Regions from separate parts of the Homo sapiens genome. Here region 2 is linked to region 1. Evidence: read pairs that join two places in POLR2A ChIA-PET (ENCODE). Cell type or tissue: GM12878. All regions are shown on one strand. Each heading gives the region's core, and the rest is flanking DNA. Links, peaks and the distances in the headings are about the cores only. Region 1 has its middle 87 kb from the start of NPTX2. Region 2 has its middle 98 kb from the start of TMEM130.

The links. ChIA-PET counts read pairs that join two places held together with the same protein. Peaks named below come from ENCODE experiments on the same cell type or tissue, not always from the same donor. Only the 100,000 strongest peaks of a DNase experiment are listed, where the experiment ranks them.
Region 2: POLR2A ChIA-PET joins it to region 1 with 10 read pairs; 2 of 35 experiments call an interaction of 5 or more read pairs at or near these places.

Annotation. Positions count from the first base shown.
Region 1 is chr7:98,697,966-98,710,361 of GRCh38, forward strand. No RefSeq gene overlaps it. Among named protein-coding and RNA genes, the nearest start is that of NPTX2, 87 kb to the left of the region's middle. In GM12878, for the core only: no CTCF peak of the experiment used is centred there; a DNase peak (open chromatin) is centred at 5,236.
Region 2 is chr7:98,765,621-98,778,016 of GRCh38, forward strand. No RefSeq gene overlaps it. Among named protein-coding and RNA genes, the nearest start is that of TMEM130, 98 kb to the right of the region's middle. In GM12878, for the core only: no CTCF peak of the experiment used is centred there; DNase peaks (open chromatin) are centred at 6,111 and 6,761; H3K4me3 peaks cover 596 bases; H3K27ac peaks cover 2,293 bases.

The DNA.
Region 1 (12,396 bases), core at 3,144-8,143:
TAAATGCAGCTGTGGATTTCTCAAAGACATGTCCTTTGGAAATTGCTAGAAGTTTCAAAGTTATATCGCCCTTGGCATTGTGCCTTGAGTACATACGGGACAGTGATGGGTGGGTTCAGGTTTTGTGGGATATGAAACAGGTGATTTGGCAGACTCCCCTTAAAAAAAGAATACAACAGTAGCATTACCAGTTAGCAGCAGGATCTTGGAATGGGTACTTGCAAGGGAAGGGGCTGACTCTGGCATTTCATTAGCTTTACTGTACATCTTTTTTTTTTTTTTTTTTTTTTTGAGACGGAGTCTTGCTCTATTGCCCACGCTATGGTGCAGTGGTGTGATCTCGACTCACTGCAACCTCCGCCTCCCGGGTTCAAGCGATTCTCTTGCCTCAGCCTCCCGAGTAGCTGGGACTACAGGTGCCCACCACCACACCTGGCTAATTTTTGTATTTTTAGTAGAGATGGGGTTTCACCATGTTGGCCAGGCTGGTCTCAAACTCCTGACATCAAGTGATCTGCCCACCTCGGCCTCCCAAAGTGCTGGGATTACAGGCGTGAGCAACCGCGTCTGGCCTCTTTATTGTACATCTTTTTCCTGCTGTCACTGATATTTTTCAAATATCAGCAGCAACCTAGATTCAGATGAGAGACCAAAACCAAGGTTCATCTTTCTTTTTTCTCTCTTTCTTTCTTTCTGTTGTTTTTGTTTGTTTGTTTGGTTTTTGAGACAGGGTCTTGCCCTGTCACCCAGATTGGAGTGCAGTGACACGATCTTGACTCATTGCAACCTCCACTTCCTGGGGTCAAGCAATTCTCCCACCTCAGCCTCCTGAGTAGCTGGGACTACAGGCATGTGCCACCACTCCCGGTTAATTTTTTTTTTTTTTTTTTTTTTTGGTAGAAACTGGGTTTCACCATGTTGCTCAGGCTGGTCTTGAACTTCTGGCCTCAAGTGATCTTCTAGCCTCAGCCTCCCAAGGTGCTGGGATTACAGGCATGAGCCACCATGCCTGGCCCAAGTTTCCCCTTTCAGTGGGTCAGGTTTTTAACTTTCCCTTCCTTGCTTCTTCCTTGGAAGGGGAAAAAAATCCAGCTCTTTCTGGGCATGTCTTTTGAACAGCTGTGTTGTCTGCCATCGCTGAACAGATTCAACATCTGGAGCAAATGAGGCTGTCAGTTTCACTAACCAACAGCCTTCTGTCACTGATCTACCATTAGGCAAAACTGCCACCAGTTAGGCAGAGCTAACAGTTAGTTTCCTCAGCCACCATTAAGCAAAACTGACAGTTTCCTCCTGTCCTCCTGTCGCTGGGCTATAATCAGGTACAACTGCCACCAGTGCTCTGAGCTTCCTCAGCTTTGGCCTGATGTCCAAACAACAAAATGTACCCTTGGCTTAGTGGATCAGAGGACAGGGAATTCCACGCTTTGTGTTCGGGAGTAAATAAAAGATACGTAGTCATAACATGCGTGAACCCAGCTAGAAGAGACACAGTTACTTCAATTCACTCTCTGCCCAGATGCCTCTGTCTAACCCTCCCTAGTGATTTTTTGGGATAGGGTCAGCAGGCCTCTCTTAGGCTCCTCCATCATCACCTCCTTGTTGCAGAATGAGTTTTTCCTATACAGAAAGGCTGGACTGTGCAATGTCAGGAGGCTGGAGCTCTACAGAGGATGCTGCCAAAACTGTAGAGAGCAGGAGCGGCTGAATGTAGGTGGGGCTACACCACCACTGTGGACCACAGTGCGCTGTGAGAAGCAGTGGGTTGAGCTTTTCCAGATGACTGACTTACTTTCTGTGACTTAGCATTAAGTGAAAAAAGGTGGAATCAGAGGAGTATAAGCAAGATCTTGTATTTAGAAATTGTGCCAGCTACTTGGGAGGCTGAGGTGGGACGACAGCCTGAGCCTCGGAGGTCAAGGTGCAGTGAGCCATGATCGTGCCACTGCACTCCAGCCTGGGTGACAGAATGAGACCCTGTCTCAAAAAAAAAAAAGAAAAAAGGGAAAGAAAGAGAGAGAGAAAGAAAGAAAGAAAGAAAGAAAGAAAGAAAGAAAGAAAGAAAGAGAAAGAAAGAAAGGGAAAGAAAGAAAAAGAAAAAGGAGGGAGGGAGGGAGGAAGGAAGGAAAAAGAAAACAAAGGGAAGAAAAAGAAGGAAAGAAAGGAGAAAGAGAGAAGAAAGAAAAGAGAGAAAGAAAGAAAGAGAAAAAGAAAGAAAGAAAGAAAAAGAAATTTTGTATATAGCCATATATATAGTTACGGTGAGGCAGAACCTATGTCCCAAAGATGGTTGCAACAATATCTCCCGCCCCACAAGCTCTTCTGCAGTGTGACCTTGACACTCTCCCCTCAGGGCTGGGGTCTAATTCCTTGCCCTTGAATCTTGCCGTATGATTCACCTTTAACCAATAGAATGCAAAGAAAACGGTCCTGCATGACTGCGAGACTCTCGAAACTCTTCCTCTCTGGAGGGCTCCTCCTGGGACCTTGTCTTGAGCAAGTTACCCGCCATGCTCTGAGGATGCCCAAGCCACATGGAGAGGCCATGCTTATGCATTCCAGGCCACAGTTCCAGCAGAGGCCAGGCTTCCAGGCACCTAGACAGTAGAACTGGGAGTGGAACAGCCCCCAGATGATCCCAGTCTTCCCAGCTGAGATTCCAGACACGTGGAACAAAGACTGTGCCTTTCCTGAATTCCAGACCCACAGAAGCCATGAACCTACTAAAATGATTGTGATTCATGCCACTACCCTTGGGGTGGTGAGTTATGTAGCAATGGATACGTACATCTTCCACCTCCTCCAGGAAGCCTCCCTGGCTGCACCCATCCCTGGGATCACCCTCTCCTACAAGGTCATGGCACCTCTTGGCCACAGCCCTCATTCCTCCCTTCATGATTATGTAGATATGTCGTGGCATGTTTGTTTAACATAACAGGAGTACAGAGAAAATGGACAGAGTCATATCCCAGGCTGACATTGGCCAGAAGGGAGTGATGGGGAAAGGAAAGAAAGAGAGAGAGAAAGAGGGAGGGAGAGTGGGGAGAGAGGAGGGGAAGGAAGGAAGAGAAGGAATGGGGGAAGGAGGCAGAGGCAAGACAAACAAAAAAAATTTCCATAATATAATGTGCTTGTATAATGGGATCCTATTTATGAACCTGTGTGTATATGCATGTGTGTGTAAATGCTTAAATAGACGCTTGAAAAGATGGTCCCAAAATGTTAGTGGTGACATTTAGGTGTCTTTTCTTCTTTATAATTTTCTATGTTGTTGCAATTACTTTTACAATGAGCATGTATTTTTACATCATCAGAAAGCAGAGAAAAGCTATTTTCATTGAAAAAAAATTTTTTTTTGTCTTTAAAGCATCTCTGGCTGACGACAGTGCGGCACTGCATGACTCAGATGTCCCCTCTTGGGTTCCTGGCTCCTAAAGCCTCTGGCATGTTGAGACCTTTGAGTTACTGAATTTTTCCTGGATGGGGGCTTCCAGCATGGTTTTCTGGGACTCTTCAGTGACCTCCAGGGATGTGGCCTGCTAGGGCGGCCTCCACCTCACCCATAGCACTGCCTCTCAGGGGATTCTCTGTAAGTCTGGGAGTTTCCCTGACCACTCGGCGTCATGCTGGGTGCGGTGATCGCCAACGGGATCCTCGTCACCTCACAGGATCCATTTCTCCCCTTCACAAACAGTAGAGAGAACCAGAAGAGGCCAAAGGGAAGGCCCATCTGCTGTACCAGCACCTGCCACTGGCCTTTTCGGCTTTTTTTTTTTTTCTTTTTGAGACGGAGTCTCACTTCGTCGCCCGGGCTGGAGTGCTGTGGCATGATCTCAGCTCACTGCAACCTCTGCCTCCTGGGTTCAAGCAATTCTCCTGCCTCAGCCTCCCGAGTAGCTGGGATTACAGGCGTATGCTGCCACACCCGGCTAATTTTTTTTTTTTTTTAATTTTAGCAGAGATAGGGTTTCGCTGTGTTACCCAGGCTGGTCTCGAACTCCTGAGCTCAGGCAATCCACCTGCCTGGGCCTCCCAAAGTGCTAGGATTACAGGCATGAGGCACTGCACCTGGCCTTGGCTTTTTTAAAAACAACTTTGATTGGGTGCAGTGATTCAAATCTGTAATCCCAGCACTTTGGGAGGTTGAGGTGAGAGGATCGCTGGAGGCCAGGAGTTCAAGACCAGCCTGGGAAACATAGCAAGACCCTGTCTCTACCAAAAATACAAAAGTCAGTGAAGCATGGTGGTGCACACCTGTGACTGCAGCTGCTCAGAAGGCTGAGGTGAGAGGATCCCTTGAGCCCGGGGAGGTCAAGGTTGCAGTGAGCTGTGACTGCACCACTGCACTCCAGTCTGGATGACAGAGTAAGACCCTGTCTCAAAAAATAAAAAGTAAATTAATTAAAATAAAAACAGCTTTATTGAGATGTAATATACATATCCTACAATGCACCCACTTAAAGTGTAGAATTCAATGGTTTGGGGCATATTACATTATTAAAATTTTAAAAACACGGTAAGGCCGGGCGCGGTGACTCACGCCTGTAATCCCAGCACTTTGGGAGGTCGAGTCGGGTGGATCACTTGAGGTGAGGAGTTCAAGACCAGCCTGGCTAACATGACGAAACCCTGCCTTTGCTAAAAATATAAAAATTAGCTGGGCGTGATGGCACACACCCATAATCTCAGCTACTCAGGTGGCTAAGGCACGAGAGTCACTTGAACCCAGAAGGTGGAGTTTGCAGTGAGCCAAGATCGTGCCACTGCACTCCAGCCTGGGTGACAGAGTAAGACTCTGTCTCAAAAAATAAAATAAAATGAAAAACATGGTAAAATATACATAACATAAAATTTGCCATTTTAACTTTTTTTTTTTTTTTTTTTTTTTGAGATGGAGTCTCGCTCTGTCGCCTAGGCTGGAGCGCAGTGGTGCAATCTCGGCTCACTACAAGCTCCGCCTCCCGGGTTCACGCCATTCTCCTGCCTCAGCCTCCCAAGTAGCTGGGACTACAGGTGCCCGCCACCACGCCTGGATAATTTTTTGTATTTTTAGTAGAGATGGGGTTTCACCAACGGTCTCGATCTCCTGACCTCGTGATCCGCCCGCCTCGACTTCCCAAAGTGCTGGGATTACAGGCGTGAGCCACCGCACCCAGCCCAGCCCATTTTAACCATTTTAAGTGTACAATTCAGTAGCATGAAATTCATTCACCATGTCGTGCATGCATGCATCACCACTATGACTCAAACCTGTAATCCCAGCACAAAAACGGTAGGTTTCTAAATCATTTTTTTTTTTTTTTGAGACTGAGTCTTGCTCTTATTGCCCAGGCTGGAGTGCAGTGGCGCACCCTCAGCTCACTGCAACCTCTGCCTCCCAGGTTCAAGAGATTCTCCTGTCTCAGCCTCCCAAGTAGCTGGGATTAATGCATGCACCACCACACCAAGCTAATTTTTTGTGTTTAGTAGAGACGGGGTTTCACCATGTTGGTCAGGCTGGTCCCGAACACCTGACCTCAGGTGATCCACCCACCTTGGCCTCCCAAAGTGCTAGGATTACAGGCATGAACCACCGTGCCCAGCCTCCAAAGCTTTTTTATCATCCCAAACGGAAACTCTACTGGTTAAGCAGTCACTCCCCGTTTCCCATCCCTTCCGCCAGCCCCAGCTCATCTGCTTTCTGTCTCTATGGATTTGTCTATTCTAGAGATTTCATACAGCGTTTGGCTTTTTGTCTGGCTTCTGTCACTTAGCACAATGTTTTCAAAGTTGACCCACGCGGTGGCACGTGTAGGGCTTGGTTCCTTGTTAAGGCTGAATAAGGTCCCATCGGATAACTAGACCGCGTTGTGTTTATCCACTCATCCATCATACACTTGGGCTGTTTCCATCCTTCTTTCAAGTCTCAGGAGTGTGTTTGTCCTGTTGGATATAGACCACCTTCATCCCTGCTCCCCATCGGAACTCAAAATCTGCCAAGGATGTTTCAGGTCTGGAGCAGAGGGTGGGATAAGGAGGAGCAGCTCCGGAGGTTGGAGGGAGGATAGAGGGGAGAAGACGTTCACACCCACTCATATGTCCAGTGACCCAGCTGACGTAGACTTGGTTTCCTCCCAACGTGCCAATCAGGCAAGTTCCTCACCCTCTGTGCAACTCAGCTTCCTCATGTAATGCCTCCATGTGGAGTGCAGTCAGATGAGAAAAGAGAAGTGCGGGCAGACAGCTTAGCCCAGCAGCTGACTTGTGACGGACACCTGACCCGTGGCAGCGTGGCTGCAAGGCTGCCATCCAGCCTTCTCCCTGGAACCATCGCATCTCTCAGGCCTGGGGCTTTCCTGGCAGCCAGAGCTTGCCCTAACAGTGTTCATGGCAGGATGGAAATGCAGGGAATAAAGCCATCCCCTCCCCTAGAAGCCCTCACCCATCAGTGCGGAAACGCCCAGCTCCCTCCCACCCGGGTGGGGTAACTCCGAAATGCCCCTTCTGCAGAGCTGCCAGGGTCCCCCAGGGAGATGACGCTCCAGTTGCCCATGGGGGAGCCTGGTTTGCCATTGCACCCTGTTTAAAAATATTTTGTGGGTACATAGTAGGTGTATATATTTATGGAATACATAAGATGTTTTGCTGGACACGGTGGCTCACGCCTGTAATCCCTGCACTTTGGGAGGCTGAGGCGGGTGGATCGCCTGAGGTCGGGAATTCGAGACCAGCCTGGCCAACGTTGGTGAAACCCCATTTCTACTAAAAATACAAAAAAAAATTAGCTGGGCATAGTGGCGGGCTCCTGTAATCCCAGTTACTAGGGAGGCTGAGGCAGGAGAATCGCTTGAACCCAGAAGATGGAGGTTGCAGTGAGCAGAGATCGTGCCACTGCACTCCAGCCTGGGCAATAAGAGTGAAACTCCATCTCAAAAAAAAAAAAAAGAAAGAAAAAAATAATGTTTTGATACAGTCATGCAGTGTGTAATAATCACATCAGTGTAAATGGAGTATCCCTTCCCTCAAACATTTATCCTTTGTGTTACAAACAATCCAATTATACTTTTTAAAATTATTTTATTTTATTTTATTTTGTATTTTTATTAGAGATGAGGTTTCACCATGTTGGCCAGGCTGGTCTTAAACTCCTGACCTCAAATGATCCATCTGCCTTGGCCTCCCAAAGTGCTGGGATTACAGGTGTGAGCCACTGTGCTGGCCTGTTTTTCATTATTTTAAAATGTGCAATTAAATTATGATTGACTACAGTCACCCCATTGTGTTATCAAATACTAGGTCTTACTCATTCTATCTATTGTTTTGTACCCATTAACCATCCCCGCCTCCCCCAACCCCTACTACTTGTCCCAGCCTCCGGTAACCATCTTTCCACTCTCTATCTCCATGAGTTCAATTGTTTTTATTTTTAGCTCCCGCAAATAAGTGAGAACATGGCCATCGCACCGTTTGTTGAACGCCTTCTCTTCCCCCTCTCCCTCCCCACTCTTGGTGTTCCCAGTACGACCCCACCCCCCCCCCCCCCGCCAATAAACCAAGTGCATTTGAACCCTTATCTCAGAAATGCTTCTGGCAGGAATTCAAGCAAAGCTATTATTATTATTATCATTATTACTGTTAAATGGGATCCATCTCATCTTCCACCTCCTCCAGGAAGCCTCCCTGGCTGCACCCACTCCAGGGACCTCCCTCTCCTACAAAGCCACAGCACTTGTTCATCACAGCCCTCGTTCCTGTCTTCATCGAGTCCACCTTATTTTATTCTACATTTCATCTGTTGCTAGCAGAAAATGCTAATTCCTTGGGCTGGCCCCTGGGAAGCTGGCAACGCACACCCTCTGAATCTGTGATGAAGCTGTACCGCCTTTGATGGAGTCAGAAGATGAAACGCGGACCGCGGTGCTGCGAATCCCTGGGAGATGGGGCCGGCATGCAATATTTAAAGGGCCGTTTCATGAAAGGGAGCTACCCAGGCTTTTAACATAGGTTTTCAAGAAAGTCGGACTCGATTTTTCAGCCTCAAACTCATGTTTGGGTGCACTTCGTGCTTTAAATACTCATTTCTACTGCCTTGATATTTTAATTTATTGCCTTTCAAGTTTTATAAGTCCAAAGTGCTTTCAGGGGCTCGGTCTCACGAGAGGCAGGGGACGAGAACTGGGGACTCATTGCATTCGAAGAGAGAATTTTACGGTCCCTGAGAGGTCAGTGAGCGGACCCTCTGACATGGAGGTATGAGGCACTTAAGGTTTGTCCTCACAGAGGCCAAGATATCTGTCGAAAAGTGCAGAGTTAATTCAGGGCGGCTTGACTCTTCTTCCTTCTTCTCCCTCCTTCAGTGTCTCTTTCCCTTCTTTTTCTTTTTCTCCTTTCTTTCCGCTTTTTAATCGAGATATAACTTACAGTAGGCTAGGTTGCGGTGGCTCACGCCTGTAATCCCAACACTTTGGGAGGCCAAGATAGGAGGATCACTTGAGGCCAGGAGTTTGAGACAAGCTGGGGCAATAGAGCAAGGCCCCATCTTTACAAAAAAAAATTTTTTTTTAATTAGTTGGGCTTGGGGTCACGGTGGCATGCACCTGTAGTCTCAGCTACTCTCGGAAGGCTGACGCAGGAGGATCGCTTGAGCCCAGGAGTTCGAGGCTGCAATGAGTAAGGTTTCTGCCACTGCACTCCATCCTGAAAGACAGAGCAAGAACTTGTCTCGAAAAAAGAAAAAGAAAAAGAGAGAGAGAAAACTCACAGTAAAGCAGACAGATCTTAGATCTAAGGGCACAGATTAATGCATTTCTGTGCATGTGCCCCTTGTCATTTCTACCAGGTCAAGATCTAGAACATTCTGTTTCTTCAGAGGGTCCCCCATGGCCCTTCCCAGTCAGTAGCCCCAAAAGGTAACCGCTCTTCTGACCTCTTTCACCAAGATTAGTATTTTTTTTTTTGAGACAGAGTTCTGCTCTGTTGACCAGGCTAGAGTGCAGTGTCAGATCTTGGCTCACAGCAACCTCCGCCTCCCGGGTTCAAGCAGTTCTCCTGCCTCAGACCCCTGAGTAGCTGGGATTACAGATGTGTGCCACCACACCCAGATAATTTTTTGAATTTTTAGTACAGATGGGGTTTCACCATGTTGGCTGGGCTGGCCTCAAACTCCTGACCTCAAGTGATTTGCCCTCCTCGTACTCCCAAAGTGTTGGGATTACAGGCGTGAGCTACCGGTCAACTAGTCTTAAAGTTTGTATATAAATGGAACTTTACAGCACGTCTGCATCTTCCACTCCACATTTTAAAATTTATCCATAAGGTTGCACACATCAATAATTTGTTCTTTTTCATGCCTATGTAGTATTCCACTGCAACATAGTGCAATGTATTTAATCTATTCTACTTTGGGCAGGGATTTGGTTTATTTCCAGTTTGGGCTCTGTATTCATATGCTCAGGCTGCCACAACAAAGTACCACAGACTACATGGCTTAAACAGCTGAAATTTATTTTTCTGCAGTTTTGGAGTCTGGAAATCCAAGATCAAGGTGCCAGCAAGTTTGGTTTCTCCTGAGCCCTCTCTCTTGGCTTGCAAATGCCTGTCTTCTCATGATGTCCTCACATGGCTTTTTCTCTGGGTGTGTGTATCTGTGGTGTCTCTTCCTCTTCTTATACAGACAAGTCATACTGGATTAGAGCTTCACTCTTATGTCCTCATTTTATTGTAATTATCTATCTATTTTTATTTATTTTTTTATTTTTTTGAGACAGAGTCTTGCTCTGTTGCCCAGGCTAGAGTGCAATTGCACGATCTCGGCTCACTGCAACCTGCACCTCCCTGGTTCAAGCAATTCCCCTGCCTCAGCCTCCTGAGTAGCTGGGATTACAGGAGCACGCCACCACGCCCTGCTAATTTTTTTGTATTTTAAATAGAGATGGGGTTTCATCATGTTGGCCAAACTGGTCTTGAACTCCTGACCTCAGGCGATCCACCCACCTTGGCCTCCCAAAGTGCTGGGATTATAGGAGTGAGCCACCGCGCCCGGCCTGTAATTACCTCTTTAAAAGCCAAACACAGTCACATTAGGGGTTCAGGCTTCAATATATAAATTTTGGGGAGACACAATTCAGTCTATAACAGGCTATTAAGAATAATTCTGCTATAAGGAACTCAAATAACTCAATAAGAAGGAAACAAAGAACTCAATTTTTTTTTTTAATGGGCAAAGGGGCCGGGCATAGTGGCTCACGCCTGTAATCCCAGCACTTTGGGAGGCCGAGGTGGGTGGATCACCTGGGGTCAGGCATTTGAGACCAGCCTTGCTAATGTGGTGAAACCCTGTCTCTACTAAAAATACAAAAATTAGCTGGGCGTGGTGGCGGACACCTGTAATCCCGGCTACTTGGGAGGCTGAGGCAGGAGAATCGCTTGAACCTGGGTGGCAGAGGTTGCAGTGAGCCGAGATCGCGCCACTGCACTCGAGCCTGGGCGATAGAGTGAGACTCTGTCCCCCCCAAAAAAAAAAAAAGTATGTGAAATAATGCATATGTTAATTTGCTGAATTTAGCCATTCCACAATGTATACACATATTTCAAAACATGTACCTGATAAAATATACCATGTTTATTTGTGAATTTTATATATATATATGTACATACCAGTTCTTTTTTAAAAAGAATAATGCTGTTATGAACATCCACATGCAGGGTCTTTTCATGAACATCACACTCATTTTTGCTGGGCGTACACTCAGGGTTGGACTTACTCGTAGCATGTTGCATGTAGTAAGTGGTGTAACATGTTACATGCATGTAGCACGTAGCAAGAGTGACGTCAGTCAATACCCCCAAACGCCCTTCCAAAGTGGCTGCACCAATCAACATTCTCACGGAGTTGGAGTGAGATTTCTAGCGCTGTGCTCACAGTTTAGGACTTTCAGTCATTTGCTGCTATATAAAGTCTGAGTGTAGGCAAAGCAGTGACTTAGAACCACTGACATTTCAAAACAGAAATTGCCTTTTCTGCGTCTGAGTATGTGCCTAACATCTAGCAATAGTATCTGCATGCATTAATGCGCATGTAATTTTAGTGCTTCTTTAGAGACCTGGAAAGAATAAAGTGAGATTTCTAGTGCCACATCCTTTTTTGGTGTAGTCTGTCCTTTTCATTTTAGTCTTTCTAGTGGGCATATGCAGCATCATTTTTTAAAAATCTACTTTCTATTTTGGAATAATTGTAGATTTGTAGAACAGTTGCAAATACTACAGATTTGTAGAAAAGTTGCAGATATGGCTCCTGTATCCTTTTCATTCAGCTTCTCCTTATGGTAACATCAAAATAACATTCTTCTTTAAAAATTAAAAACATTAAGGCCAGGTGCCGTGGCTCACGCCTGTAATCCCAGCACTTTGGGAGGCCGAGGCGGGTGGATCACTTGAGATCAGGAGTTCGAGGCCAGCCTGGCCAACGTGACAAAACCCCGTCTCTACTAAAAATACAAAAATTAGCTGGGTGTGGTGGCGGGAGCCTGTAATCCCAGCTACTTGGAAGGCTGAGGCAGGGGAATGGCTTGAGCCTGGGAGGTAGAGATTGCAGTGAGCTGAGATCACGCCACTGCACTCCAACCTGGGTTTCAGAGCGAGACTCTGGCTCAAAAAAACAAAACAAAACAAAAACAAACAAACAAAAAGGTACCAGTGGATCACATGTCACTTATCTAACTAAAATATCTAAATTAGACATGCATCTTAAAATGAGCTTAGGCCCTGCATTTATTTTAATAATTGGAATAGTTGATATTTTGATCTTTTGCAGGATAATGAAAATCCTCCTATTATTCCCTATCATGGATGGAGAATTCATCATTTTCTGCATATATCAAATGAACTGTTTTTTTTTGTTTGTTTGTTTGTTTTTTTTTTGGAGACGGAGTCTTGCTCTGTCATCCAGGCTGGAGTGCAGTGGCGTGATCTCAGCTCACTGCAAGCTCTGCCTCCCAGGTTCACGCCATTCTCCTGCCTCAGCCTCCCGAGTAGCTGGGACTACAGGCGCCCGCCACCACGCCCGGTTAATTTTTTTGTATTTTTAGTAGAGATGGGGTTTCACCATGTTAGTCAGGATGGTCTCGATCTCCTGACCTCGTGATCCACCCGCCTCAGCCTCCCAAAGTGCTGGGATTAGAGGTGTGAGCCACCACACCCGGCCAGATGAACTGTTTTTAAGTCATTCTTTGTCTCATGTATTCTCTTCACCCCAAAATCAGAGGAAAAAAAACAAACATAGCTGGGTGCAGTGGCTCATGCCTGTAATCCCAGCAGTTTGGGAGGCCCAGGTGGGAAGATCGCTTGAGTCTAGGAATTCAAGGCCAGCCTGGGCAACATAGCAAGATCCTGTCTCTACAAAAAATAAAAAACAAAAAG
Region 2 (12,396 bases), core at 4,053-9,052, 69 kb after region 1:
CAGCCTCCCAAGTGGCGGGAACTCCAGGCATGTGCCACCACACCCGACTAATTTTTGTATTTTTTGTAGAGATGGGTTTTTGCCATGTTGCCCAGGCTAGTCTTGAGCTTCTGAGTTCAAGCAGTCTGTCTGCCTTGGCCTCCTAAAGAGCTAGGATTACAGGTGTAAGCCACTGTGTCTGGTCTTATCTTTTTTTAGAAATAGAGTCTTGCTCTGTCGCCCAGGCTGGAGTGCAGAGGCACCATCACAGCTCACTTCAGTCTTGACTTCCCCGGCTCAAGCAATCCTCCCACTTCAGCCTCCCAAGTAATTGGGACTACAGTTGTGTACCACCATGCCTGGCTAATTTTTTTATTTTTACTTTTGTAGAGATGGGGGTCTCCCTTTGTTGCCCAGGCTGGCCTTAAACTCCTGGCTTCAAGCGATTCTCCTGCCTTGGCCTCCCAAAGTGCTGGGATCACAGGCATGACCTACCCTGCCTGGCCTTAAGTGTATCGAGGTATAACATACATGCACAGATTCTAAGCTTGTAGTTCAATGAGTTTTGACAAATGCATCCAGGGAACCACTCCCAAAACCAAGATATAGAACGTTGACCGCCTTCTTTAAACTTTAAACTGTTCTTTCCCATTCTTGTTATTCTGCTCTACTTTTTCTTGTCCCATAATACTCATCACTTTCTAATTTACTTATTGATTTCTATATTTATTTATTTACCTATTTATCATATTTTTTACCCATTTACAATATTGTTGTTTATGGTTTGTTTCTCCCCAGCATCATCCAGGCTCCACAGGGACGGGAATGGTTGTCTCTGTTGTTCAGATGTATCCCAACAGCCTAGAACAGGTCCTGGCACATAGTAGGTGCTCAGTAAGTAGATTTTTTTTTTTTTTTTTTGAGGCAGAGTCTCAGTCTGTTGCCCAGGATGTGGCTTACTGCAATCTCCACCTCCCAGGTTCAAGCGATTCTCCTGCCTCAGCCCCCCGAGTAGCTGGGATTACAGGCGCACACCATCATGCCCAGCTAGTTTTTGTATTTTTAGTAGAGATGGGGTTTCTCCATCTTGGCCAAGCTGGTCTCAAACTCCTGACCTCAAGTGATCCACCCGCCTTGGCCTCCCAAACTGCTGGGATTACAGGCATGAGCCACCACACCCGGGTGAAATTTTGAATGAACGAATGAACCCCCACTTTGCAGATGAGGACAGTGAGAAACAGAGATGGTATGTTTTTGTCCAAGGGAATACTGTCCGTGAGTTCATGGAGAAGTGGGAATTTGAACCCAGGTCCTCCAGCTCCAGAACACTGTCTCTCAGTCATGCTGCCTCTCAGGAATGAGAAGACTCACCTGGTTATCCCCGCCCCAGGCCCACTCAACAGCGCCACGGCCTCCAACTGCCATCTTACCTCAACCCACTCCCATGCGTTCCCTGTTCTCTTTGATCAGCTCGTTGGGCAGAACTTAACATCCACTGATGATGGGGACCATCCTGTAGGAAGCTGTGCTCTAGGTTGTGAGCTCACCAAGAGTGGGGTCCAGGTCTGAGTCACACTGGGGTCCCTGGGTCCAGCACAGTGGCCTCGCAGGTACAGACCAGAAATGGCGAATGAGCGGATAGATGGATGGATGCCAGGGTAGATGGATGAACTTTCCCTCCCAGCCATGTCCCCTGAGGAGGGGACAGCAGACAGTGGGTGGGCTGATGGAGGATGTTACCCTAGTACCTGTCTCTAAGAAACACGGTCTCTTGTGCAGAAGATTAGTGAGTTGCTTGACTTCCCCCTTTTCTGGAGCCCCTGCCCTGCCTAATTACAAGGAGAGACCTCTTTTTTTTTGAGCCAGAGTCTTGCTCTGTCGCCCAGGCTGGAGTGCAGTGGTGCAATCTTGGCTCACTGCAACCTCCGCCTCCCGGGTTCAAGCGATTCTCCTGCCTCAGCACCCCCGAGTAGCTGGGATTACCAGCGCGCACCACCACGCCCGGCCAGTTTTTGTATTTTTAGTAGAGATGTGGTTTCACCATGTTGGCCAGGCTGGTCTTGAACTCCTGAGGTCAGGTGATCTGCCTGCCTCGGCCTCCCAAAGTGCTGAGATTACAGGCGTGAGCCACCGCGACTGGCCGCAAGGAGAAACCTCTTGCAGGTATGACGTGAACATCCATCCACCGGCTTTTCATCCCTCCCTTTGCCCTTCGATGGACTTCCCTGTGCTAGAGGGACATCACAGAATGAGGGTCTATGCCGATCTGCTGGTTAGATTCGCCACCTCCCCTCCTCCAAAAAATCACAGGCATTTTCATACATTGCTGATGGAAGAATAAAATAGCACAACCCTCCTCTGCAGGGAAATTTGATTATAGCCAACAAAACGATGTGTATTTACCCCTAACCCAGCAATCTCATGTCAGGGATCCACTCTGAAGATAAATTTCCCACAATACTGAGTAGATTTACGCACGTGCTAAGCTATCGCAGTGTTATCTGTGATAAATTCACTCCCCCCACCGCCGGCAGGAGGGAAGTTGAGTAAATGGTGGTGCATCCACACAAAAGATACTGTGCAGTTAATAAGAAAAAAAAAATGAAGATCTCTAGGAACTGATATGGAGTGACTTTCAGGATACATTGTTGAGTGAAAAAAAGGTATAAAAAAGTATTTACTGTGGGGCAATTTTTTGTATGAGAAAAAAGAAAAGTACATCTGCTGATTTTTGTAAACAGAAACACTAGAAGGATAACTTTAAAATTAATGAAATCATGGCCAGGCATGGTGGCTCATGCCTGTAATCCCAGCACTTTGGGAGGCCAAGGCGGGTGGATCACCTGAGGTCAGGAGTTCGAGACTAGCCTGGACAACATGGTCTCTACTAAAAATACAAAAAATTAGCTGGGCATGGTGCCACGTGCCTGTAATCCCAGCTATTCAGGAGGCTGAGGCAGGAGAATCGCTTGAACCCGGGAGGCAGAAGTTGTGGTGAGCCGAGATCACGCCATTGCACTCCAGCCTGGGCAACAAGAGTGAAAAAAAAACACAAATTAATGAAATCAGTTACCTGTGGGGGCTGGGTAGGGAAGGGGTATTTGACTACACCTTTTTTATATAGTTATCACTTTTGTATCAAAAATTAATAAGGTTGAGGGAAAATGCCTAAAAGTCATTAAGAACATAAATAAATGGAGCTAACTATATATCAAATGGATACCATAACCGTATAGGAGAGAATACTTATTATTATTTTGAGATAGGGTCTCACTCTGTTGCCCAGGTTGGAGTGCAGTGGTATGATCATAGCTCACTGCAACCTCGAACTCCTGAGCTCAAGCCATCTTCCTCCCTCAGCTTCCCAAGTAGCTGGGACCACAGGCACAAGCCACCAATTGTTTGATTTTTTTTTTTTTTTTTTTTTTTTTTGAAGCGGAGTCTCGTTCTGTCGCCCAGGCTGGGGTGCAGTGGCGCGATCTCAGCTCACTGCAAGCTCTGCCTCCCGAGTTCACGCCATTCTCCTGCCTCAGCCTCCTGAGTAGCTGGGACTACAGGCGCCTGCCACCACGCCCGGCTAATTTTTTTGTATTTTTAGTAGAGACGGGGTTTCATCGTGTTAGCCAGGATGGTCTCCATCTCTGACCTCATGATCCGCCTGCCTCAGCCTCCCAAAGTGCTGGGATTACAGGTGTGAGCCACTGCACCTGGTCTTTTCTTTCTTTTTTTTTTCTTTTTTTTTTTTTTTTGTAGAGACAGGGTCAGGCTCTGTCCCCCAGAGTGAAATGCAGTGGCACTACTATAGCTCATTGCAGCCCCAACCTCCTGGGCTCAAGCAATCCTCCTGCCTCAGCCTTCCGAGCAGCTGTGACTACAGGCACACACCATCACACCGGGCTAGAATTTTTTTTTAAGTAGTTAATACAATTTTTTTAATTCCCTCGAGCTTATTTAATTGTCAACCCCATTCCATAATATGCACTCAATAAATAAATGCTTGAGTGAGTGAGTGAGTGAGTGAGTGAGGGAGTGAGTGAATGACATAAGGGTAGAGGCAGGAAGCTGAGCATCTGTCCTCCCCTCCACTGAGATGTCTCTACTCTGATCGCAATTTATGCAATGTAAGCTCTGTTAAGATCAACTTCATATCACAAAAATGAGCCACAGGTTGTTTCTGGGGCCCATACCCTCATCACCCACCTCTTCCCAAGCAAGACTCTGAAATCACACCTTGCTCTCTTTTCTTCCTCTTCCCTTCTGCTTCCCCCACATCCTCACTGATCTCCCATGGGAGCCTTTTCTTAATAAAACACTTGCCGTTTTCTTTGTTTGTTTGTGAGGGCTGCCAAAACAAAGCATCACACACTGGGACTTAAGCAAGATTTAATGTCCCACAATTCTGGAGGCTGGAGGTTCTGAAACCAAGGGGATGGCAGTTGGGGGCTGTGGTGGCTCATGCCTGTAAGCTCAGCACTTTGGGAGGCCGAGGCCAGAGGACTGTTTGAAGCCAGGAGTTGGAGACCAGCCTGGGCAACATAACAAGACACTGTTTCTACTAAAAATATTAAAATTATGGCTGGGTGCGGTGGCTCACATCTGTAATCCCAGCACTTTGGGAACCTGAGGCAGCTGGATCACCTGAGGTCGGGAGTTCAAAACCAGCCTGGCCAACATGGTGAAATGCTGACTCTACTAAAAATACAAAAAGTAGCTAGGCGTGGTGGTGGGTGCCTGTAATCCCAGCTACTCGGGAGGCTGAGGCACAAGAATTGCTTGAATGCCTGGGCAACAGAGCAAGACTCCATCTCAAAATAAATAAATATATACATACATACATACATACATACATACATACATACATACATACAAAAATTCGCCAGGCATGGTGGTACGTGTCTGTAATCCCAGCTACTCCGGAGGCTGAGGCAGGGGATCACTTGAGCCCAGGAGTTTGAGGCTGCAGTGAGCTACAATCGTACCACCGCACCCCAGCCTGGGTGACAGACCTTCTCTCTAGAAGAAGTAAAAAACGGGGGTGTTGGCAAGGCTGGTTTCTTATCAGGTCTGTGAGGAAGAATCTGTTCCAGGCCTTTCTCCTCGGCTCACAGATGGCCGTCTTCTCTCTGTCTCTTTGCAGCCTCTCCCCTCTGTGTGTCCCGTGTCCAAATTTTCCTTTTTTTATAAGGACACCAGTCATATTGGACTAGGATCCATTCTAGTGACCTCATTTTACTTGATCATCCGCAAAGACCCTATTTCCAAGTAAGGTCATTCGTTACAGGTACTGGGGGTTAGAACCTCCACATCTTTTGGGGGACCCAATTTAACTCATAACCTTTGCCTATCAACCTGCCTTAGAGAAGAGCATTACTGGAAAACAGCAGGACTACTGTGACAGTTAATTATTAATACACATAAAGCATTAATGACAGGACCTGGGACACAGCATGTGGGTGATTTTTTTTTTTTTAAGACGAGGTCTTGCTCTGTGTCTAAGACTGGAATGTTGTGGTGCAATCATAGCTCACTGCAGCCTCAAACTCCTGGGCTCAAGTGATCCTCCCACTTCAGCCTCCCAAGTAGCTGGGACTACAGGCGTGTGCCATCATGCCCAGCTCATTTTTTAAATTTTTTGTACAGTAGGTGTCTCACTATGTTGCCCAGGCTGGTCTCAAACTCCTGGGCTGTTATTTTTATTGTGATTTATTATTATTATATACTGAGGTGTGGTCTTCACTCTCTTAAATACCCCAGGGCTCACCACCGAGCTGAGGGTATCCCTTGTGGAGGGGTTCCCACCAGTCATTTTTCCTCCCACCCTTCATCACAGCTGGTTCCCCAGCTCCCCAGGCCCACAGCCCCAAGGGACAGATCTGATACTGCATCTTCCAAGAAGCTTGGAAGAAGCACAAACCACTTAGGAAAAAGGTTGAAGCCATGAAGGAAAACTACCAATGCCACAAAGACAAAGATGATCTCACCGTTAAAATGCCAGCAGCCTCAACACTCTGCTATAGAGGCGATCATAAAAGTTTCAACCCTCCAGAGCCTCCTTGTAATGTTTACAACTGTTTGCAGGGTTTCACTTCCAGAGGACGCCAGAGGAGCAGATGTGCGCTGAGTCAGCAGCTTCTGGGGTCTTAAGGAATCAGAGCAGAAGGCTGGGGCTGTGTGCATTGCTCTGAGATCTGCCTGGGACAGCTGAGCAGGAGGGGATGAGTCAATTTTGGGCTCTGCATTCCTTCCAGTTTGAGGAACGCAGGCCACAACACACCGACCTGTGACTGTTTTTGCAGAAGACTTGGTCTGCCTGAGCAGACCCAGTATCGTGTCTCCACAATTCAACGAGGGTTTGAGAACCTCGACCACCCCCTTTTCTATGCATCAAATATTCAGCAATTCTTTCCAAAGGGATGGTGAAACGGGAGACAGCCTTGTTTGTCTGGCAGGCGAGGCCCCAGCTATCAGCTCAGTTCAAGGTACAGGGGTTCTGCAAGCTGCCAAATGAAAGAAAGCATTTGCGTATGAAAAGAAGAGCCCAGGAACAAAGGAGAGAGAACGGCGTGTGTGTCCCACTCTCTCGGTGGCCTTGGTGATGCTTGACATTTCTGCGAAATGAATTTAGCGCAAAAACCAACAATTCAAAACCTTGTGCCAAACAACTGATGCGAATAGAACCGGTGGGAGAAGAAACAACACGAGGGTGAAATGTGTCCTAAAATAGTCATCGTTTGCTGCTGTGGTCCACGCCAGCAGAGAAGAACGAGTTGTCAGGGGAGTTGTATTAAAGCAGAAAAAAAGGAACGAGGGCCTCGCTGTTGAGGGAAAGAGTACGGGCTTGCATGAGCAGTGGGGGAGGTGGGGGAGTTCTTTCTCTGATTTACTCAGATTCTCTGTCTATAAATTCCCAGCAAACTGTGCAAATTCTGCTTTGAATCCCCCAAGGACCCGGCCACTTACAAAGCGGTGCCGCAAGTGACCAAGCTCCATCCCACAGGCCCCTCCTACTCAACATGCCCAAAATTGACTCATTCTCTGCCCCCTAACAACTCCCCGTACCCCAAGCCCACTCCACTCCACCATTTTCCATCTCAGCAAGAGACCCCACCACCCAGGCACTGGGAGATGGGGCATCCTCTCTCGCCCCATCCAACCCACTGCCACCACTTCCTCCCTGGTGAGGCAGTGTTGGGCCATGAGGATGCTGGCAGGCTTTGGGAGCCAGACTGCTGGGGTTCTGGGTTCAAATCCCAACTCTTCCACTTACTAATCATGTGACCTTGAACAAGTTCATTTCTTCAAGTCTCAGTCTCCTTTTCTGTCAAATACCTCCTGTAGTCCCAGCTACTCAGGGGGTTGAGATGGGAGGATTGCTTCACAGTTGCATCTGCATCTGTATTAAGAGTTCTCTAGAGGGATGGAACTCACAGGATAGATGTATATACAAAGGGAAGTTTATTAAGGAGTATTGGCTCACACGATCACAAGGTGAGGTCCCACAGTAGGCCATCTGCAAGCTGAGGGACAAAGAAGCTAGTCTGAGTCCCAAAACCTTAAAAGTAGGGAAGCCAAGGGTGTAGCCTTCGGTCTGTGGTCAAAGGTCCAAGAGTCCCAAAGCTAAAGAACTCAGAGTCTGATGTTTGAGGGCAGGAAGCCTCCAGCACAGGAGAACGAGGGAGGCCAGAAAACTAAACCAGTCTAGTCTTTCCACGTTCCTCTGCCTGCAATTTTTTTTTTTTTTTTTTTTTTTTTTTAGACAGAGTCTCGCTCTGTCACCCAGGCTGCAGTGCAGTGGCGCTATCTCGGCTCACTGCAAACTCTGCCTCCCGGGTTCATGCCATTCTCCTGCCTCAGCCTCCAGAGCTGGGACTATAGGCACCTGCCACCACGCCCAGCTAATTTTTTGTATTTTTAGTAGAGATGGGGTTTCACCATGTTAGCCAGGATGGTCTCGATCTTCTGACCTCATGATCCACCCGCCTTGGCCACCCAAAGTGCTGGGATTACAGGCGTGAGCACTGCACCCAGTCCTCCGCCTGCTTTTATTCTAGCGGCACTGGCAGCTGATAGTGCCCACCCAGAATGAGGGCGGGTCTGCCTCTCCCAGTCTACTGACTCAAATGTTAATCTCCTTTGGCCACACCCTCACAGACACACTCAGGATCAGTACTTTGCATCCTTCAATCCAATGAAGTTGACATTCAATATTAATCATTAGAGCATCCTATTGCAGATGGGAGAATTCTGTGCTTTAAAACCCATAACAGGCAAGGTGCAGTGGCTCATGCCTGTAATCCCAGCACTTTGGGAGGCCAAGGCGGGTGGATCACTTGAGGTCAGGAGTTCGAGACCAGCCTGGCCCTAACATGGTGAAACCCCGTCTATACTAAAAATACAAAAATTAGCCAGGTGTGGTGGTGCATGCCTACAATCCCAGCTACTCAGGAGGCTGAGGCAGGAGAATCGCTTGAACCAGGGAGGCGGAGGATGCAGTGAGCCAAGATCGCGCCACTGCACTCCAGCCTGGGCAACACAGGGAGACTCCATCTCAAAAAAAAAAAAGTGGCACAATTCATATTCTTAGCAGGGCATTAGGAGAACAAAGACCCAATGTCTGACCTGGGGACAGGCCCCCGATCCGCCCTGTTGGCAGGGGTGGCAGATACTGCCACACTGCACCTCCTCTCCCCTCATGCAGGGTTCAGCTGTGTTAGGGTTCAGGACCGGAAGGAAACTGGGTGTTGCCGGGGACCCTCATGCCTTGGGTAACTGGTTAGAGGATCAAATGAACTCTTGGAGAAGTAGGGGGCTATTCTTGCCTCAGGCTATTTTAAAGTGTTCTTACTAGACAAGGGCCAGGTGTCATTTCAGAACCACCTCCCACTAGAATAGTACACAGCTGCCCATGTCCCTACTAGTACCTTCAAGAGAACCTAGGATAAGCTGGGAGCAGTGGTTCATGCCTGTAATCCCAGCCCTTTGGGAAGCCAAGGTGGGAGCATGGCTTGAGGCCAGGAGTTTGGGACTAGCCTGGGCCACATAGCAAGACCCTATTTCTACCAAAATAAAAATAAAAAATAAAAATTAGCCAGGTGTCGTGGTGTGCACCTATAGTCCCAGCTACTCAGGAGGCTGAGGTGGGAGGATGGCTTGACCCTGGGAGTTCAAGGCTGCTGTGAGCCATGATCACACCACTGCACTCCAGCCTGGGCAAGAAAGCAAGACCCCCATCTCTAGAAATAATAAAAATAATAAATAGAAGAGGAAATGACAAAATAATAATAATAAAAAATAGAAGAGGAGAAGGCCCAGAGAAGGAGGGCCATGTAATGATGGAGACAGATCAGAGTGACATAGCTACAAGCCAGGCAATGCCAGGGGTTTTCTGCAACACTAGAAGCTGGAAGAGGCAGGAAGGATTCTCCCCCAGGCCCCTCGGGGGACACATGTCCTGCTGACACCTGATGTCAGACATCTGGTCTCCAGAGCTGTGATAGAATAAACTTCTGTTGTTTCACCCACCCAGTCTTCAGTAACTCGATACAGGAGCCCCAGGAGGCTAATACCAGGTTCTCTTCCACGTCACCCCCAGCACCTTTAAGCAACCCTGTGTCCCTCATTAAACACCATTTATAACCAACCACATCACCGTGGACTAGTAGTCATAACATGACATTCTGTAGATGTTTAATTAAACTTGTTATTGATTATGATTATGCAATTTCCTTCCCACATTTCACAGCCAATAATTGCTTTTTCCAGGTCTCAAAACTTTTCTTCAGCCTTAAAGAAGCCACAGCCTCCGTGCCCACAAGGCATCAGTAGAACAAACATCTCTCACTTTGCTGTCTCCTCTCTCAGCAAGAAGACACACCTGAGGACAAGGAAAGTCATGCCGGGTCAGGCATGGTGGCTCACGCCTGTAATCCCAGCCCTGTAGGAGGTTGAGGCAGGAGAACTGCTTGAGGCCAGAAATTTGAGACCAGCCTGGGCAATATAGCAAAACCCCATCTCTACAAAAAAACAAAAAATTAGCCAGCATTGGGGGGTGCATGCATGTGGTCTCAGCTACTTGGGAGGCTGAGGCAGAAGGATCCCTTGAGCCCAGGAGGTTGAGGCTAGTGAGCTATGATGGTGCCACTGCACTCCAGTGTGGGTGACAGAGCAAGACCCTGTCAAAAAAAAAAGAAAGAAAAGAAAAGCAAGAAGGAAAGAAAGGAAGGGAGGGAGGAAGGGAAGAAGGAAGGGAGGGAGGGAAAGAAAGCCCTGAGCTGTCTCCTTGAGCAGAAAAGCCAGCCCACCCCAGTGGGCTCTTCCTGCACTACTACAGACAGGCAGGTGCCAGGCCAGGTGTGGCAATGTCACTTTTGTTCAGGAGTGGAGGGAGCAAGTGTCCACTCTCTCCCCACTCCCTGGGGACTGGGCTGTGGTCAAGTGATCCAGGCTCAGCCAATCAGACTCCTACAGAGAGAGACAGATGTTTGATGAAGGGGGAAGAGGGTGGAGGTCAGCAGAGGCCCTCCCTGGCACACCTGGGCTCCTCCCAGCCTCTGTAGTATTTTAGAGATTAGGACATTAGGAGAAAAAAGGTCCAATGCCTGACCTGGGCACAGGCCTGGGATCCCGCCCTGCCTTCCCTTAGTCAGTCCCACAGCTGCCCCTGGCTTCAGCAAGCCCTCTTGGCAGCTCAGCCCCTGCCTGTTCACTACATGGAGGTCCCTTCTGCCTTTCAGGCTCATCAACACTGACTGCATTCACAAGTCTTCTCTTTCTTTTCTAGAGACAGGGTCTTGCTCTGTGGCTCAGGCTGGAGCACAGTGGCAGGATCAGGGTTCACTACAGCCTCAAACTCCTGGGCTCAAGCAATCCTCCCACCTTAGCCTTCTGAGTAGCTGGAGGCATGCACCCCCACACCTGCTATTTTATTTTATTATTATTTTTTTTTTTTTGAGATGGAGTTTTGCTCTTGTTGCCCAGGCTGAAGTGCAATGGCGCAATCTCGGCTTACTGAAAGCTCCGCCTCCCAAATTCAAGCGACTCTCCTGCCTCAGCCTCCCTAGTAGCTAGGATTACAGGCACCCGCCACCACGACCAGCTAATTTTTTGTATTTTTAGTAGAGACGGGTTTTCACTCTGTTGGCCAGGCTGGTCTCAAACTCCTGACCTCAGGCAATCCACCTGCTTCGGCCTCCCAAAGTGCTGGGATTACAGGTGTGAGCCACCATGCCCAGCTACTTGCTAATTTTTAAATTATTTTTTGTAGAGACAGGGTGTTGCTCTGTTGCCCAGGCTGGTCTTGAACTCCTGGCCTCAAGCGATCCTCCCATCTTGGCCTCCCAAAGCATTAAGATTACAGGCATGAGCCACCATGCCCGACCTGAGTCTCCCTCTTAAAGAGATGACAGCTTTGAAATCAGACACACAGGGTCCAAGTCATGCTCCTGTTATCCTGAGCAAGCCACAACCCTCCCTGAGCCCCAGCTTCCTCATGTGACCAATGGGAGCACTTCCATCCACCACGGTGCTCGAGGAAACAGGTCTTAAACTCCAGTCATACAGTGGCTTGTTTTACCATCCACTGGGTGGCCAGGCTGTGCCGCAGGACAGAATCACATAGGAATGCAGACAAGGTTAAAAGGCAGATAAGTGTCCTCCAGGGAAGAGAAGAGAACAGTGCAGGATTCGAGGTCACTTAGAACAGACAAAACACGCGCATCAGGCCCCAGTGGTGCAACATTTATTTACAGCGAGAGAAGAGAGGACGCTCACAATCTAGCCCCTTGCAATGTGCCAGTCCCCCAAGGCCAGCAGAGCCGCTCAACTGCTGACATGGGCAGTGTAGCTGCACAAACCCCACTTCATGCTGCAGTGGAAGGACCCCTCCTTCTCCCTCCCCCATGGGGTTGGGGGGTCTCAGATACAGACAACTGGGGGCCATGTATGCATGTGCTGAAGCAGAACAAAATACACGTGGAGTCTGAAACAGGGAACGATACCTCCACGCAGGGCGCTAAGCTCAGCACAGGCTGCGTGAGCTCCCTAGTTCTTGGTAAGGAAGTGATCCAGCCCTAAGACCCACTCTTTTGGTTTACAGACAGAATCTCACTCTGTCACCCAGGCTAGAATGTAGTGGCACCATTATAACTCACTGCAGCCTTTTAACTCCTGGGCTCAAGCCATCCTCCTGCCTCAGCCTCCCAAGTTGCTGGAACTACGGGCGCACGCCACCATGCACAGCTAATTTTTTTTTTTTTTTCAGAGACAAAATTTCGCTCTTGTTGCCCAGGCTGGAGTACAATGGCTCGATCTCGGCTCACCACAACCTCCGCCTCCCAGGTTCAAGCGATTCTCCTGCTTCAGCCTCCCAGGTAGCTGGGATTACAGGCGCCCACCACCACGCTCGGCTAATTTTGTATT